Linked DNA regions of Homo sapiens: region 1 is linked to region 2. The links are chromatin contacts, found by Hi-C or POLR2A ChIA-PET in ENCODE. All regions are on one chromosome and are shown on one strand. Each heading gives the region's core, a stretch centred on a gene start or an enhancer-like site at or near the end of the contact. The rest is flanking DNA. Distances are from core to core; before and after follow the strand shown.

Region 1 (2,788 bases), core at 284-2,783, 210 kb before region 2:
AGTCGAAGCTGCAGTGAGCCATGATTGTGCCACTGTACTCCAGACTGGCTGACAGAGGGTGACCCTGTCTCAAAAAAATAATTAATAATGATAAAATAGAGCAGATTATGTATAATTTTTTTTAGTAGTATTTCTCTTCCTACCTGTCCCTTGATCTGGAAAGTACTTGAAAAGATTTATATTTAGTGGTTGAGATAATTGTGACAGTTGAAGAGTTCTCAACTGGGGTCAGTATTGCCTCTCGGGATGCCAGGTGGCTGTTACAGCTGGGGAAAGGAGCACTACTGGCATGCTGCCAGATATCCTCCTGGGGACACACACACACCCCTGCCTAAAATGTTCATTGTGCTGAGGTTGAGACCCATGCTTTGAAACTTGATTTGGTGGCACTTTTCGGGTATGCTCATAGGACCCTGCCCCGGAGCGAGGCTTCGCTTCCTGAAGTCTGGGGTAGTTTGCATCATTCACTGTTTACTCCTGTGTGCCTTTTCACACCCAACTTTTTTTCTGAGGTGAAATTCACATAACATAAACCATTTTAAAGTGAATGATTCGGTGCCGTTTAGTACATTTACAATGTGTTGCAACCACCGTCTCTAGCTAATTCCATGACATTTTCATCACCTCAAAAGGAAACCCTGTACCCATTAAATAATTGTCCACTGCACACACATGTGCATGCACACGCAGACACATGCAGCCCCTGGCAACCACTGCATTCTGTCTCTTTGGATTTGTGTGTTCCGGATATTTCATGTAAATGGGGTTGTATATATGTGGCTTTTTGTGTATGGCATCTGTCACTTAGCATATTTGTGAGGTTTGTCTGTGTTCTAGCAGAGACAGGACCAGGACTTCTTTTTTTTTTTTTTTTGAGATGGAGTCTCACTCTGTCACCCCGCCCAGGCTGGAGTGCAGGGGTGCAACCTTGGCTCACTGCAAGCCCTACCTCCTGGGTTCATGGCATTCTCCTGCCTCAGCCTCCAGAGTAGCTGGGACTACAGACGCCCGCCACCATGCCCGGCTAATTTTTTGTATTTTTAGTAGAGATGGGGTTTCACCGTGTTAGCCAGGATGGTCTCAATCTGCTGACCTTGTGATCTGCCCGCCTTGGCCTCCCAGAGTGCTGGGATTACAGGCGTGAGCCACCGTGCCTGGCAATTTTTGTATTTTTAATAGAGACGAGGTGGCCAGGTTGGTCTTGAACTCCTGACCTCAGGTGATCCACCCGCCTCACCTTCCCAAAGTGCTGGGATTACAGGCGTGAGCCACCACGCTCGGCCTCCTTTATCTTTATAGCTGAATAATATTCAATTGTTTGGATAGACCACATTTTATTCATCCATTCATGCTCAGTGGGTATTTGGGCTGTCTCCACCTTCTGGCTGCTGAGTACTGCTGCTAAGAACATAATGTGTACATGCATTGAATCCCTGCTTTCAGTTCTTTTGGGAATATACCTAGGAGTAGAATTGCTGGGTTATGGGGTAATTCTGTGTTTAATTTTTTGAGGAACTGCCAAACTGTTTTCCTTCCACACTCATTTTTACTGCCGGAAAAGTACGTGCTTGCTTGTACATAAGCAGCATAATTGCAAAACGAAACTACTTTAAGTAAATGAATTAGAATTCACAGTTCAACTGGGAGATATTTCAGTTTGTTGATTCATCTACTGACTCCAGACTAGATGTGTGCATGTGAGTTTGCAGACTCACAAGACACTGAATTAATAGGCAGGTGGTGACCTGTGAAGCCTCCACAAGTGGTCTTTTCACATAGTTTAATTTGAGGGAGCGATTACAGAAGCATCTTTAAATGTTCTGAAATCAGGCCAGGCTCAGTGGCTCAGGCCTGTAATCCCAACACTTTCGGAGGCTGAAACAGGCGGATTACCTGAGGTCAGGAGTTTGAGACCAGCCTGGCCAACATAGTGAAACCCCATCTCTACTAATAAATAATAAAAGGCATGGCGTGTGCCTGTAATCCCAGCTACTCAGGAGGCTGAGGCAGGAAAATCGCTGGAACCTGGGATGCAGAGGTTGCAGTGAGCCAAGATCATGCCACTGCACTCCAGCCAGGGTGACAGAGTGAGAATCTGTCTCAAAAAATTAATAAATGTGGCCATGTGCAGTGGCTCACGCCTGTAATCCCAGCACTTTGGGAGGCCGAGGTGGGCAGATCACGAGGTCAGGAGATCGAGACCATACTGACCAATATGGTGAAAACCCGTCTCTACTAAAAATATAAAAATTGGCTGGGAGTGGTGGCATGTGCCTATAATCGCAGCTACTCAAGAGGCTGAGGCAGGAGAATCACTCGAACCAGTGAGTCGGAGGTTCCAGTGAACTGAGATGATACCACTGCACTCCAGCCTGGTGACAGAGCGAGACTGCTGTCTCAAAAATAAAAAAAATACAATAAATGTTCTGAAATCAGAAGAAATCTAGAATTGGACATATTTTCATTCCACCAGAAGTATGTCAAGAGGAGTCAGAAACCTCTCTTGTGATCTCTGTCACCATTCAAGCCACCTTCCTGGGCACCAGGGCCAGGCACTGGATGGGACCGTGTCAGCAGGAGAGGGACAGAGGGAGGGATTGGAAGTGTCCCAACATAGACTTGCCAGGACTCACAAAGTAGTTATTTAGTGGCTTCCTTGAGATTCAGATGAAATGCTCTCCACTGTCATGCCAAACAGGCAAAGTCTGGATTAAATTAATCTTCAGAATTTGTTGAATTGTATTAGTGTTGTGTCTGTGTGTGTGTGTGCGTGTGTGTTTTGAGACAG
Region 2 (2,726 bases), core at 216-2,715:
TCGGCCGCAGCCACGGAAAGATAAGAATGTTCTGGGCCCAGGCGGTGAGCTCGGCCCCCAGGAATGCAGCTCCAGCTCCCGCTCCAGAGGCGCAGGGGGATGGGAAAGGGAGTTCAGGGCTGCCGGGATGGGGGCTCCCACGGGCTCCCCTCCTTGCCTGCTAGACTCCAGTGGCAGCCACCACCCCGGAAGGTCCCTCCTGCCGTCTGCCCCAAAGCCCGACCGCGGCAGCCCACTGTGCTGCAGAGGAGAGGCCTCCAGGAGGCCAGCCTGGACGGTCACCTTTCTTCCAGCTGTAGCGCGTGGGGCCCAGGACCCAGTACTCGCTGTCGTCGAAGTGGATGCCGCCGTGCGGGGGGAAGAAGGCGTGGGCCAGCTCCCCCGTGGGGCCGTCGAAGCAGTGGTGCAGCGCGGAGACCAGGCAGTCCGTGTGGTTGATCGGGTAGAAGCCTGGGGGGAGCACGGGGCTGAGAGGCCGGGCGCGCAGGGCCGGGCCGGGGCGGGGGCGGGCGCCCACCTATCCGGAGGTCGCTGGGCTGCTCGGGGGCCACCTCGCGGAAGCTGAAGGGGGACACGTCGCTCCACATGCGGAAGGCGGCAGCTAGGGCCCGCCGCGTCTCCCGCGGGCTCAGCAGGTTCCGCGGGAAGGAGAGGATCCTGCAGGGAGAGTGAGCTCAGCGGGCGCCGGCCGCGCCCCCTCCCCCGGGGCCCAGCCAGGGCGCACCTGTAGGTGAGGTTGAAGTGGTCCCAGCGCAGCCTGGCTGGAGTCAGCGTGTAGCGGCGTCTGCGGGGGGCCAGTGGGCCCGGGACCCGGGTGGGGGGGACCGCCGAGAGGCCCAGCGCAGCGACGTCTCCCTTCAGGGAAGAAAGCGTGCGTGGGAGGCATCGGTGACGGTCCCCAGGACCAAAAACTGCCGCGGAAAATGGACTGGAAGGAAACGGGGGTGGGGGTGCCCAGGGCTGGGAGCGGGCGTGGCGGGTCCTGTCTGCCTGTGGTTTCGGGTCTCCTAACCTGAGCGCCCTGTTGCACGTCCCTGGGAACGCGGCCCAGTGGAGGGGAAGGGGCTGAACAGCAGGGCGAGGCCTCCCACCCCTCCCAACAACTGGACACAGGGGCGTCCAACCCTCCGACCTCGGGACGCACATCCGGACCCTCAAACACCCCGCACACCCCGCACACGTCCTGCGGGCCCCCCGATAGACCAGACCCACAGACGTGAGGACCCCCCCAACCCGGCACCTGGCCTCCCCCCCGCCGCTCACCTGCGCTGCGCTCCAGGCCGGCACCGCCGGGGCCCCCAGCCGGGCCAGCAGCACCAGCGCGGGGAGGAGGCACAGGGCGACCAGCGCGGCTCCAAGCCAGCGGCGCTCGACGCCTGCCCCCGGGGCCTCCGAGGGGACACGGGCCCCGCGGCCCATGGCAGACTTGCTGTGGGGCTCAGGGCTGCATGGGGCAGCAAGGCGCGGGGGCCCGGGCCGCAGAGCCTCCGGGGAGGATCCGGAGGGGAGGCAGTGGCTCGGCGGCTCGGGTTACAGCCCGGTGTGGTGGGGGGGAGGGAGACGGGGCGGGAGAGGGGGCAAGGCTGCCCCTGAAGGGAACCAGCTGGCCCGTCCGTTGGCCGAGCTGCCTGCTGTCTCCAGCCGGGGGCATGGGGACCCGCGTCCCGTGGGCCAGGGGCAGAGGCCTGGGCATGGCCTGCTGGGCGGGGTCCTCGGAGGGGGGAGCGAAGAGGGCCCCAGGCAGCCCGGGAAGGGCAGCGCCAGGGCTCCCGCTTAGGAAAGGGTAGCAGTGGGGGTCCCCAAGCCCCCACTGCTGGGCAGTGAGTGATCTGGTGGCTTTTTTCCCAAATGGAATCCTCAAAAAACCCCTGAGCCCCACATGAGCGGAGTCTCCATCCTGGCCCAGGCAGCTGAGCTGGGCCGCAGGAGACGCGTCGCTCGCCTGACAGTGTCCCCGAGAGCTGGGAGGGGATGGCCGGATGGGGACGTGGCAGTGAGTATGGGGCGGTGGAGGGGGAGGCGGGGAGGGGGTGCGTGGGTAGGCAAGGGCCGCGGAGGGTGCCAGGTTGCGGGGCGGAGGGAGGGAACTTGCCAGGGTCTCCCGGGGAGCCGGGAAGGGGCGGGCCCTGGCTGCGGGAAGCCCCGTGGAGGGTAGCGCGTGAGGTGGAGGGTGTGTGGCTCCTAAATCCCCGGCTAGGCCCCAGCAAAGGGGAGAGGGAGACGGGAGGGACGGGAAACGGAGCTAAGCGCCGGGCCTGGAGGTCTGGACCGGTCCTGATTGGGGGCGGGGGCGGGGAGCTCGGAGACCCAAAGGTTCGACGGGGCGGCCGGCGTCCAGGCGCGAGCGGCTCTGGGCTGGGACCGAGACCGGGCACCGGCGTCCCGCGGGGCGGGGGTGGGGGATTGGGCAGAGGAGCAGGAGATTCCGAGCCAGACCGGCCTGTGTCTGTCTCGTCCCTCCCCGTTTTCCGCGCCGGCGTCGGGCCCAGGGTGACGGCAGCCCGGCCAACGGGGTCAGCGCCAAGCAGCTGGCGGCGGCCGCGGGCGGTTCTTGGAAAGCGCGAGAGGCTGGGCCTGGCCGCCGTATTTGCTCCGACACCGCCCCCCGCCCCCCCAGCTCGTCACCCCGCCTGCGTGCGCCCGGCCCCCAGACCCTGCCTGGGACGCCCCCCAACTAACTCCCTGCTGGGACGGGACCCCACAGCCCTGGGGAGTGTCGGGCCCCT

What was found. A loop is a pair of places that touch in the nucleus more often than their neighbours do. ChIA-PET counts read pairs that join two places held with the same protein, here RNA polymerase II (POLR2A). Pooled maps may share reads with other maps.
Region 1: a loop to region 2 is called in a pooled map, with 2.0 times the contacts of the local background. The contact joins the enhancer-like site here to the promoter of MMP23B in region 2. A Hi-C loop is called at or near these places in 1 of 50 pooled maps. POLR2A ChIA-PET finds 5 or more read pairs at or near these places in 2 of 52 experiments (H1 and activated B cell).

What each region holds. Positions count from the first base shown.
Region 1 is chr1:1,840,521-1,843,308 of GRCh38, reverse strand. All of the region lies in intron 1 of GNB1 (G protein subunit beta 1), which reads left to right. Among named protein-coding and RNA genes, the nearest start is that of GNB1, 49 kb to the left of the region's middle. RefSeq lists an enhancer at 1,728-1,787. Within about 2 kb of position 1,533, at least 3 of the 41 ENCODE cell types and tissues checked have a DNase peak (open chromatin) inside an H3K27ac peak, as active enhancers do.
Region 2 is chr1:1,630,912-1,633,637 of GRCh38, reverse strand. It overlaps MMP23B (matrix metallopeptidase 23B), which reads right to left and starts at 1,465. Exons shown (of 8, transcript NM_006983.2): 1 at 1,264-1,465; 2 at 725-855; 3 at 518-657; 4 at 283-450. The coding sequence starts at 1,419. It overlaps LOC124903821 (a long non-coding RNA gene), which reads left to right and starts at 1,852. Exons shown (of 3, transcript XR_007065352.1): 1 at 1,852-1,993. RefSeq lists an enhancer at 1-758.